2 separate regions of the Homo sapiens genome follow, and region 1 is linked to region 2. The links are chromatin contacts, found by Hi-C in ENCODE. All regions are on one chromosome and are shown on one strand. The core of a region is the stretch at or near the end of the contact, and the rest is flanking DNA. Distances in the headings are between cores, read along the strand shown.

Evidence for each region. Hi-C counts contacts between places; a loop is a spot of excess contacts on that map. Pooled maps may share reads with other maps.
Region 1: a pooled map shows a loop between it and region 2 (11-fold over the local background). The contact joins the enhancer-like site here to the promoter of SPATA17 in region 2. A Hi-C loop is called at or near these places in 4 of 37 single-sample maps with no recorded cell type and 4 of 50 pooled maps.

Annotation. Positions count from the first base shown.
Region 1 is chr1:219,458,057-219,463,526 of GRCh38, reverse strand. All of the region lies in intron 2 of LYPLAL1-AS1 (LYPLAL1 antisense RNA 1), which reads left to right. Among named protein-coding and RNA genes, the nearest start is that of LYPLAL1-AS1, 97 kb to the left of the region's middle. RefSeq lists an enhancer at 2,279-2,368. Within about 2 kb of position 2,211, at least 2 of the 41 ENCODE cell types and tissues checked have a DNase peak (open chromatin) inside an H3K27ac peak, as active enhancers do.
Region 2 is chr1:217,628,261-217,633,761 of GRCh38, reverse strand. It overlaps SPATA17 (spermatogenesis associated 17), which reads right to left and starts at 2,418. Exons shown (of 11, transcript NM_138796.4): 1 at 2,316-2,418. The coding sequence starts at 2,383. It overlaps GPATCH2 (G-patch domain containing 2), which reads left to right and starts at 2,672. Exons shown (of 10, transcript NM_018040.5): 1 at 2,672-2,846. The coding sequence starts at 2,791. RefSeq lists enhancers at 2,394-2,633, 2,664-2,733.

The sequences.
Region 1 (5,470 bases), core at 962-3,461, 1.8 Mb before region 2:
AATAGTTTCCATCTTAATAGCATAGAACCATCATCAGTGAACCAAGAAGTAGGAAGAGGTGGTGAAAGCATCACTGCCTTTTGTAGTAGAAGGCCAGGCTGGTTCCTCACTAGTTGAATGATTTTAGAAAATTCTCAGAACCCTTTTTAGCTCTGAGTTTCTTTAACTGAATGGAGAAGGGCAGATTATAAAAGTTGCTTTTTGTCTTCACTGGGTTATTGTTGCAAGGCTCAGATAAGATAATGCCTATGAAATATCTTAAAAAACTACTTTCACCTTCTACTGAAAGAACAGAATCACAGATCCTCCCTCTGTTTCCTTCCTAAACCTTGTCAGCAAGAGGATCAGGGACTACTCAAAATCCAAATTCCATGTTGTGGTTCCCATTTTGGGAAAGTGGTTGGGAGGTTAGGAGGCAATGAAGCAGTAAGAAGAGAGACTACTGAGGGGTGGGATCAAAGGATGGCTCCTTTAGGACGGGAAGATCTTTTATTCTATATAAACCCTCAAAGACAATTTCTTGGTACAGGCTGCTCTTTATTATCTTTTTATTTTCTTCCTAGGACTCCAGGGATTGGCCTGTCATTTACACTGTCAACAGTTCTTGCTTCTGAACAGCATATCTTCCTTCCTAGTGTTATTGAAGACTCAACATCCTTTCTGAGGTTTCATAATGAATTTGATTACCTGATTATAAGAGAAGTGATATAGAAAGTCAAAAATCTCACCCCTGTATGTACATATGTACGTGTGTGTGTGTGTGTGTGTGTGTGTGTGTGTATATATATAAACATAGATGAAAAAGAAGACCATACATACATGTTAACTGTACACTTTTGTAATCTAAGGACAATCATGTTTTATTTACACCTGAAAGACGGAGCAGACTCAGGGAATTTAATCTCAGAATTCCTCTGGTGCTGGAGCTATGGAGAGAAGAATAGGCTTAAACCTCTGCATGAGGACTGGTGACAGAATAACGAGGTGTCACAGAGGCTGGTAAGCCTGGGGAACAAGGCATACTTCTGGAAGAAATGGGAAGGAGAGGTAGCCTGGGATGAGATGATTGCTCTTCCCTGCCGTCCTCACCTTCCTCCCCTTCCCACAAGGAAGGAACTACTGTCCACACCATTATGGCAGCATTTACTCCAACTGCAGCCCTTCACTGACTTCTGACCACTTTCTGTTCTGTCTTCATCTTAGTGATCCTCCTTCTGAGCTTCCCCTTGTCTTATCCTGCAAGCTCCTCCCACCACCCTGTACCCTCTTCCATGGTAATACCGAACAATCTTGTCTTTTCCTCTTTCTCCCTCTACATTCTTTTCAGCTACCAATAACCCCTCCCTCCTTTCCCCTTGCCTCATCCTCAGGCTTTTCCTATTAGCCTTCTGCCAGTTCATTTTGAGTTAACATTCATTACTCTATTAGAAACATGATGGTTAAAACATAATTACCAGCATCAGGGAGCTGACACATTTGTAGATGACATCAGCATGATACAAAGCAGGGAATGGAGAAGTGGAATCTAAGGACACAGAGAAGGGAAACACAAATCCAAAAAGTGTGGATTTTCAGATGGGGTGGGAAGAATCAAGGAGAACCTCATGGAGGTGGTGGCATCTAGTCTGGGCCTCAAAGGGTATATGAGAGTTCAGAGGAGACAACCTTTTAAGTAAAAGGAAGACACCTTAAGAAAATTTCTAACTTGATTATTACATGTGAAAAAGGACCAGAGACCTAGTAAGCCACTGCCACTTCCCAGGAATATGTCCATTATATTTTCACAGGATAAGTGAAAGCGAATCTTTTACTTTTCCTTTGTGGGGACTTCAGACTTCACGTGGAAAGCTCTGATAATATAGCAGAGAGGGTTGGAGTAGCAGAGACAGCTGGATCATGTAAAGGACATACTCATTTTTCTTTTCTCCTTCAATATACAGACACAGGCCCCTAGGAGAAACCCACTAAAGTGTAACTCTTGAGGAAAAATAGCAAATCGAGGGTGTACTCCAGCAACCAAAGCAGCCCTGCAGTCAAGGATACTGGCTCAGGCTAATAAATTCTCTGCTAACAACCCCCAGCGGCAAGGTTGCAATCATGTGGTTCTATTTAACGAAAATATAAACAGAGGCCATCCCATTCTAATTTAGAAGAAGAGAATAGTTAGAATCTGGGGTTCTCAGGGCAATGACTCAGACTTCTGAGCCATTAACTCAAGAGAGAGCCTGTGTTAACATGTACACATTGGGTTGTCTGTTTTGACTTGACTGGTCAAGGAAACAGGCAGGTTAGGTTAAAAAAAGAAAACAACATGCCGGACAGTCAAGAAACAGTGAAACAAATTGTTTGACAGATGATTATTATTTCTGTTTCGGGCTGTCACTTATGTCAAGTAAATCACACCAGTTAAAACAGATGAACTTCATGTTCAGTGTCCTCTGAATGGAGTTCTACCCATCCACCTCATTCACGTAGACACTCCAGGCTTCTCATGTGGCTCTTTCTCCTCTACTTACTTCCTCTTCTATTTTCGTTCCTCATTCTGGTTCTTGTTTTTGCTTGCGTGCCTCCGTTCTTCACTTCCCCCCTCAATGTTTGCTTCATCCATTCCTCAGAGAAAACAAAAAGTTGTGCAAACTTTTTCAGTTCTGAATCTAATTCTAATGGTGTTTCTAATTTTTAAGGCATTATTCCAGAAATCAATCCTGGCATTTACATTTCCAAATTAATAGAAATGTATATATAAACACATTCACATTCCAGGAAAGAGCATCTTAACCATTCTTGCACAAATTCACCACTTTGTTTTTATTTGTACAGAATGGCTGAAGATAAGTTATTTGCTAACACTTTCTAGAATCAAATGGTCAGGCTTATTGTTTCTCCTTAGGTCTCCCTGAGTCCTTATAGTGTCATGCAAAGATCCCTGGGCTGAAAGTCAGAAGATTTCTGTTCTTCTTCCTGTTCCACCACCAGTCAGTGCTTGGCTTTCTTTCTTCTGAGCCTCACTCTCATATTTGAACATCAGAGGGCTGGTCTACTTGAGTTCTATCATTGTAGCATCTTAGTATTGTGATTCTCTAAGGCTCCTTATATAACAGATAATCAACATGAGGCATAAAGACACTATTTCTGTACACATACCTAATGTTATTTTTGGCTTTGTTATAGACCTAATATTGAACACCAAAGCTAAAGGCTGTCTTTCCTACACTTGCATTGAGAAATGACTAATTGTATAGCCCAGATTTCTCAAGATCTCTCCTTCCTGCAGATATCTGTGAGGCATGCTAACATTAAAGACTCCAATGTCACTATTACATGTCCTCTTACGCTGACACAGGTCCCCTCAACCCCTGGAAGTTTTTACCCTACGGACAGTTTTTCCCTACATTCTCATATGGCCACAGATAAGTTGGAGCTTATGTTGTGGGACACAGCTGTTTCTAAGTTGGGGTTGTTGCTGCTCTACTGGGCATGGCTGGTACATTTCTGCTATTCCAGGCTTGACATTTGACTGGTTCAGCAGTCTCTCCGTGGCTGCTGCTAACGCTGTGTTGGGTTTAAAAGCCTGCTCCAGATGCTGCCTCTATTCCATTGTCAAGTATCTTGTCTCTGTGACTGATCCGTAAGGCATGGCATTTTCTCCTGACTGACCACCCTCAGGCAGTTGGCAAGGCATGGCAGACACAGTGCCAGCTCTGCCAGGCACCATGCTGTGACTTCAGGGCACCAAAGCTGTGTGATGATTTATACCCTATGGAAAAGTGGTCAGGGGAGACTTTTTCTTTCTGTTAAGTTCTGCTAGAGGGAATTCCAATGCAGAGTTGCTCATGTCACAAAGTAAAACCACTTCAGCATTTACTTAGAACTCTCTGCTTCCCATCATACTCAGACTAAGCTGAACTGGAGTTAAGGTAGGGATGAATCTCAGACTTGCTGTGTTCGGAATTATCTTCCTCATCCCATGACACAGACTTTTTTACTGAGTCAACCTAATCTTTCCTGGATCATTCCTCTCTCGGGACCAGTCCTCTTCCAGAAAATTTCTCAGTCTTTATGCAGACAAGATTCTGGGGGCTGACACTGCTTTTTTTGCCAGATGTCCCTAGACACATCTGAATCTCTTTTAGTCTCAAGCTGGAGCCTTTTTCACCATTGCACAAAAAGCTGGGTATAGTTCAAATTCCTGACTGTATATTCTGATTCCCCTGGGCATTTACACTCTGCCATCCCACACAGTTCCCCCTCCTGTGTGAGGGTCCTATTGCAATTCATTAGCGTGCTTTTTTTTTTTTTTTTTTTTTTTTTTTTGCTTTTTGTTTTGGAGACGGAGTCTTGCTCTGTCCCTCAGGCTGGAGTGCAGCGGCGCCATCTCAGCTGAATGCAACCTCTGCCTCCTGGGTTCAAGAGATTCTCCTGCCTCAGCCTCCCAAGTAGCTGGGATTACAGGTGCGTGCCACCACGCCTGGCTAATTTTTTGTATTTTTAGTAGAGACAGGGTTTCACCGTGTTAGCCAGGATGACCTTGATCTTCTGACCTCGTGATCCTCCCACCTCAGCCTCCCAAAGTGCTGGGATTACAGGCGTGAGCCACAGCGCCCGGCCTTCAGCGTGCTTTTTTTTTTAATGGTTTGCTATATTTACATCTGGTTTCTCCTTCTGAATGGTAAGCTTCTTAAAGATAGAATTTGTTTTCTTCTGTATGTCTTCTGTTGTGTCTTGCATAGTGCTATTCACATATTAAGATTTTGATTGGGACAGAGATATACAAGAATATCACTGGTGCTTTTGAAGCAGTAAATTAATTTAAAATTTAAAAAATCAGAATTCCAAAATGATAGAAAAATGTACCTCCTGGGGCCACAGTAATTCAATGAGTCCAGGGCAGTGGGACATGTCCTCTGCCGGATTCCCATGTAGCCAGATCCGATAGTGTTATTTTAAGTACAGAAAGAAGTTGGCTTTTTAAAGTACTTTTTTAATTATGGAAAGAAGTTCAGCTTTGAATGCCTGGGCTGTGTTTGGTTGTTTAATATATAGAATAACTCCCTAGGAAAAAAATCCTAGGGAGGTAAGTATGAAACAGTGGGAAGATTGTAATTATGCAGAACTTTGAAGGAACTGCAACATTTGGGTTAACTTAATGTTGTGGTTAATTGTAGGTTAGTCAGAAAATCATTATTTCAACACTTTTAAAATAATCCTTACAAAATGCCCTTAGCAAATTCCCATGTTGCAAGCATAGCTATATCTTTCTTTGTTGTCTGAGGATTTTTAGAGCCTTCATGTCAATATTGCAAACACAAACTTTCATTTAAGTGTTAGAGGGCAAGATGGTGCAGGGTATTGGTCTTTGCCTGAATTAACCATTTTATATTCCCTAGACATTGGCTTAGTTGAGTGTTTGATCTCAGGTTGATTTTTTATAATTGTCTCTTCTTTACTATCCCACTCTTTTTTTTATTAT
Region 2 (5,501 bases), core at 1,169-3,668:
ACAGAAGACATTGAAAGAAACCAAGGAGACTTTAAATTGTTTCCCACAACTCTGTTCCCTACATGTTAACGGATTTGGGACAGTACACTCAAGCCATTTGGACCTCTGGATCTTGGTGCTTGTTGCAATTTAATTAAATCAGCTTAATGGGAAGAAAATTTTGTTTAGTGACAGTGAACAGCGGAGGTTTTAGAGTTAGATTAGTTGGCTCTGATAATTCATAATTGACCTCAAGACATCCGCCTGCCCTGGCCTCCCAACGTGCTGGGATTACAGGCCTGAGCCACTGTGCCTGGCCAATTAATTGTTTGTTTGGCACTTCATCAGGCTTTTCTAGAACATTGTTCTATAGCTCTAAAAATATAGATTATCTAATAAATAGATAATTTCTACATTAACTTATAACATTGTGATAACCAAGTGAAATATCATATGTAGTTGTTCCTGGTGCAATCCCTCATATATAATCAGTCCTCAAAAAATACTGGTTGTTTCCCTTTCTGTCCATGTTACTCTATTGTTGTTATTATTTATTTATTTATTTATTTATTTATTTATTTATTTGAGACAGAGTCTTGCTCTGTCGCCCAGGCTGGAGTGCAGTATTGCGATCTCGGCTCACTACAACCTCTGCCTCCTGGGTTCAACTGATTCTCTTGCCTCAGCTTCCAGAGTAGCTGGGACTACAGGCGTGCACCACCATGCCTGGCTGATTTTTGTAATTTTAGGAGAGACAGGGTTTTGCCATGTTGGCCAGTCTGGTCTGGAACTTCTGCCCTCAAGTGATCCATCTGCCTCTGCCTCCCAAAGTGCTGGGATTACAGGCATGAGCCACTGAGCCCAGCTAGTATTGTAATTATTTTTTAAAAGCCTATATTCCATACAAGGATGTGAACATCATGATGGATGGGGCTTATTTCATTTATATATGTCATAAATACAGCACCTGCCACATACTCTAAATAAATAGATAATTTCTATGTTTAGCTATTGTTAGTATGTTTACTTAAACCAGGGCTACAGATTTATTGAAAAATTCATTAATGTGAGTCTTCAACAATTATTGTGTTACTATTATTTGTATGGGGCTATCATAGACGTTGGAGACAAAAATAATGGTGAGCAAAATAAGAGACACTGTCTCTGCTACTAGTTTAAGAGGGGAGATAGATATTATCTCATAAAAGAATGTAAAATTGAATTGTGATCAGTGCTGTAAGAGAGGTACGTTGTGAAATAATGATGTAGTAGGTGAGATAAACGTTAGAATAAAAGCAGCTCAGCAAGACCCTATCTCATTGACATATTTTCCATTGGTCTGTCATGTCACTGTATTCCATAATAGTCTAATTCACTTTTTTGCAGTTTCTTTTAAGTTACAAAAACTCCTGGGGCAATGCTTCTTTAAAATGAAACTCTTCCTGGGCAAGAAGTTTGGCTGTAGGGAGATGAAGAAGACTGCTAGTGGTTTTCTTACCCGTTATCTATTAATTAATATATTGGTACTAGTTACCGTGTCAGAATGGTTTAGACACTTTCATTTTATTTTATTTTATTTATATTTATTTATTTATTTATTGAGACAGGGTCTTAATTTGTCACCCAGGCTGGAGTGCAGTGGTACAATGTCGGGTCACTGCAACCTCTGCCTCCCAGGTTCAAGCGATTCTCCTGCCTCAGCCTCCGGACTAGCTGGGATGACAGGCATGTGCCACCATGCCCGGCTAGTTTTTGTATTTTTAATAGAGACGGGGTTTCACCATGTTGTCCTGGTTGGTCTAGAACTCCTGGCCTCAGGTGATTCGCCCCCCTCGGCCTCCCAAAGTGCTGGGATTACAGGCGTGAGCCACCACACCCGGCAGATACGTTCATTTTAAAAAGGCGAATGAGTCATAGAACAATTGAGTTTAGTGATGTTTGTAAAATAACGGAGGCTCAAATCCCTAGGTAGATGGGACACAATCTGAGTTCATTGGGCTAGTGAGTCAGGGTGACCCCCAGTCAGGGTATTGAACATAGGTTTCATCAAATTGCAGAGTGGTGATGTCGAAGAAAAAAAGCACTTTACAATTTTATCTATGCTGGGAGTTTCCTTAAATCATCTCACACTGAATATCTACGGCCCCTCTCTATTTAGAATTTCGTTGTATGGTAACAGAAACTCCCAATTATGTTTGCAGCCCATTAAGGGAAGAATTGGGTACTACTTAATGAATTAGGGTAATCGTTAAATCGTTAATTGGAAACTCCCGCTGAGGAACAACTGGTATAAAGTCACGCCCGCCCTTTACGCGATCCTTCTCTTCCTGACTTACCTGTTCCTAAAGTAGTACTGATTTCCTACAGTCGACGACCTAGCTTGCAGCCGGGCTAACGTGGCCATGGTCTCTTGGCCTTGGGTTTACAACTGGTGTTACTACCGGTCTCCATGGTAACTGGGCTAAACCATAGCTCACTCCCGGGGTTCGACTTTTTGTTCACTCCTCTTTTCTCTCATGCTGCTTTGACTTTAAGAGCACTAAAAAGAGAATTAAGAAATTTCTGTGTAGCACAAAAGTTTAATTTATTTGTCTCTGTCTCTACTGCGAGTAGGAAGAGGGGATTATAGGAAGGGGAAAGCAGTAAACGCGGAGAACTAATGGTTGCTCCGGGCATCCGGTTTCCGCCGCCTGTCGGCTTCCGGAAGCTCATCTCAAAATGCTGAACTGCTCTTTGGAAGTCGCCGGTGCTGTTGTAGTTGGAGTCTGTTCACGGGCCTGAGCTTCGAGGCCAGGCTCCCGGGTGTCGTTAATGTTCGGGGCCGCCGGGCGCCAACCGATCGGAGCTCCAGCAGCCGGGAACAGCTGGTGAGGCTGGCGGCCCTGGGGAGGGGGAGGTCAGGGAAGGGTGTGATTGCCCGAGGCCGCTCCGCTGGACCTGGAATGGAGGCGGGAGGGAGCTGTGATGGATGATCTGAAGACATCTAGGCCTTGCTCTCACTCATTCCTGGGATGCACGCAGTTTGAGGGAGCTCTTGGGTGTGTGCCAAAGATTTGTGAAAGAATACAGTAAATGTTTTCTGATTGCTTGTTTAACAATATTTTAGAAGTCAAGCTTCCTGTACTCCAGGAGCAATTCATCTCCTCATTGATTGTTGACAACACTAGGGACAGGAAGAATTTATCTTAATCCGGGCCTTATTCCCCACTCCTCTTTCAATATTTACCAGATTATACCAAGTCTTTTGGAAGATAAATTCCAGAAATCTAGAGTTCTGGAAGTTCAATCGTGGAAAACACATCACCCTCTCACCCCCTTTTTTAAAGAGAGAGGGTAACCTACCTGTTTCCACCCTCTTGAACATTCTATTCAAGTTAAAGTGAGATATGTATGGGGGCTTTCCAAGAACCTATAACTGTCAGGATTAAGTTTGGGGCTTGACTATGTCTATGGTATCATGTTAGAATAATATATTGCTTTGACTTTTCAAAGTATTTCCACAAATTAATACACTTTATCCTATGACAGCCTTGTGATAGCAGAATATCACAAGCACAGAAAATTCAAGTACCGTGTCCAAAGTTGCCCTGTACATTTTAATCCTAGAGCTAGAATCCTGATTTGGGGATTTCTAGTTGAACACTCTGTATTATCTGTCCTGTTTTTCTCCCAAGCCCTTTTCCTCCAAACATAACATAAGACAACCAGTGACACAAACAAGCAATTTCCCATTGAAAATCCTCAAACATAAAGTTCTGACCAACAGGTGAAAGAAATGTGGCTAAATGGTGCGTGTTCATTCCTAGATTCTGCAAAAATTAGAACATGAGGAATTCTAGTAGTCTGTGATCTCAGATAATTGCTTTTCCATCACCTATCACTGAAAAGTTAAAAGAATACCTTATCCAAAATATTTCTAGTTGGACCTGATCATCCTGTAGTTAATTTTATAGTGAATATAGATTTGATTATACTATTTGTAAATTATTACATTTTCCAGTGAGAAAAGTAGGGAGCATTTTTTAAATGAACCAGTTTTTAATGGTATAACTAGCATAGAATGAAATGCACAATTTTTACAGGCTTAATTTTATTAGTTTTGGCAATTGCATATACTTATGTAAACACCACACAAAACAAGATAATGGATTTGTCCATCACCCCACAGTTCCCTCTCAAGGATACCTGTCTTAATGTTTCACTGTTCATTATCTTGGTTAAGTCAGGGAGACAAAATGTCCTATGTAGATTGGTCTGCTCTTCCTAGGGTGCTATTGATTTGTAGGGTAGGTGACTACATCAGAATGTGATTGATTCTCTCAACTTCTTTTACCTTTAAAATCATGGTTAGGTACTGAGAGAAACCTCCTTCAATTCTCTTTAAAGGCTCGCTTGTCATACAACTCACCATTTCTTATGGCACCAGAGTATAACAAAGTGGTAGCACTTAGTATTTTTGAATGAAATTCTAAAGTCATTCCTGTTCTGTCAGAATGAATATGTTCCAGAAAACTGGATCTTTATTTTCTAGTCTATCTGTATGACTATCTGTATGACTATCTGGAATGTAAAAATTCCAGATTTCTTAATGGAATTTTCTTCTTCATTAATTGAACAGATATTTACTATATAAGTATGTTTGATCCCAGTAATAAATTCCAGTCCCACTGGGAATACTGCTACTAAGCAGTTAATTAGGTGCCAGGTTTTACAAATATGTGTCATCTCATGTAAATCTTTTGAGGTAGGTGTATCATTCTTTGCATTTTAGATAAGGTGACACAGAAGCAAAGATGGTTTAAGTAACTGGCCTAAGTATCATATTTGCAGGATGATTCCAGTATACCCCCCCAAAATTCTTAACCACTTTTATATGTTGCCTATGTGTCTGAATGAGATATAATATCTCAAGGAATATGTAACCTAGCAGTTAGATGCCCAAATTTGTTAACCAGTCTGGATTTTCTGACTTATTTAGCTCCCATCTTGACTTTTTCAACTTCTCCAGTGTGGACGTTGCTGTTTCAATTTTTAGGCACCAAATGGGTAAATGTGGATAATTTCTGTATTCAACTATGGTATTCTTTTTTTTTTTTTTTTAACTTTATTATGTGGCTTTGCTTAAAAAAAAGCCATTAAAATAAACTATATTGACTCTGGACTTTTGTTTCTGCATTTTCATTCCTATTAGGTATTTTGATTTTATTGAAATCCAGAAAACTGCATAGTAAATGGTGTGCATTTTTTTGAATTGCTTGTTTTTTGGAGTTTGTTAGTCTTGAACTTAGTTGCATACTGGCAGGTTTGAGTCAGGTTTTTGTTTCAACAATTAAGAATCAAAGCAATAAACAGTATGATTTTGTTCAAGTAATTCATTAAATTTGTTATAGCTTCTTAGCATCCATATTTATGTCAAGCTGGAAGCCTTTACGTTGTCTTTGATAATTTTTCCTTAACTTCACATTTACTTAGCTAAAAGCCTAGAGTGTCTGGCTTGTTAATGTAGCAGAAAATTTGGAATA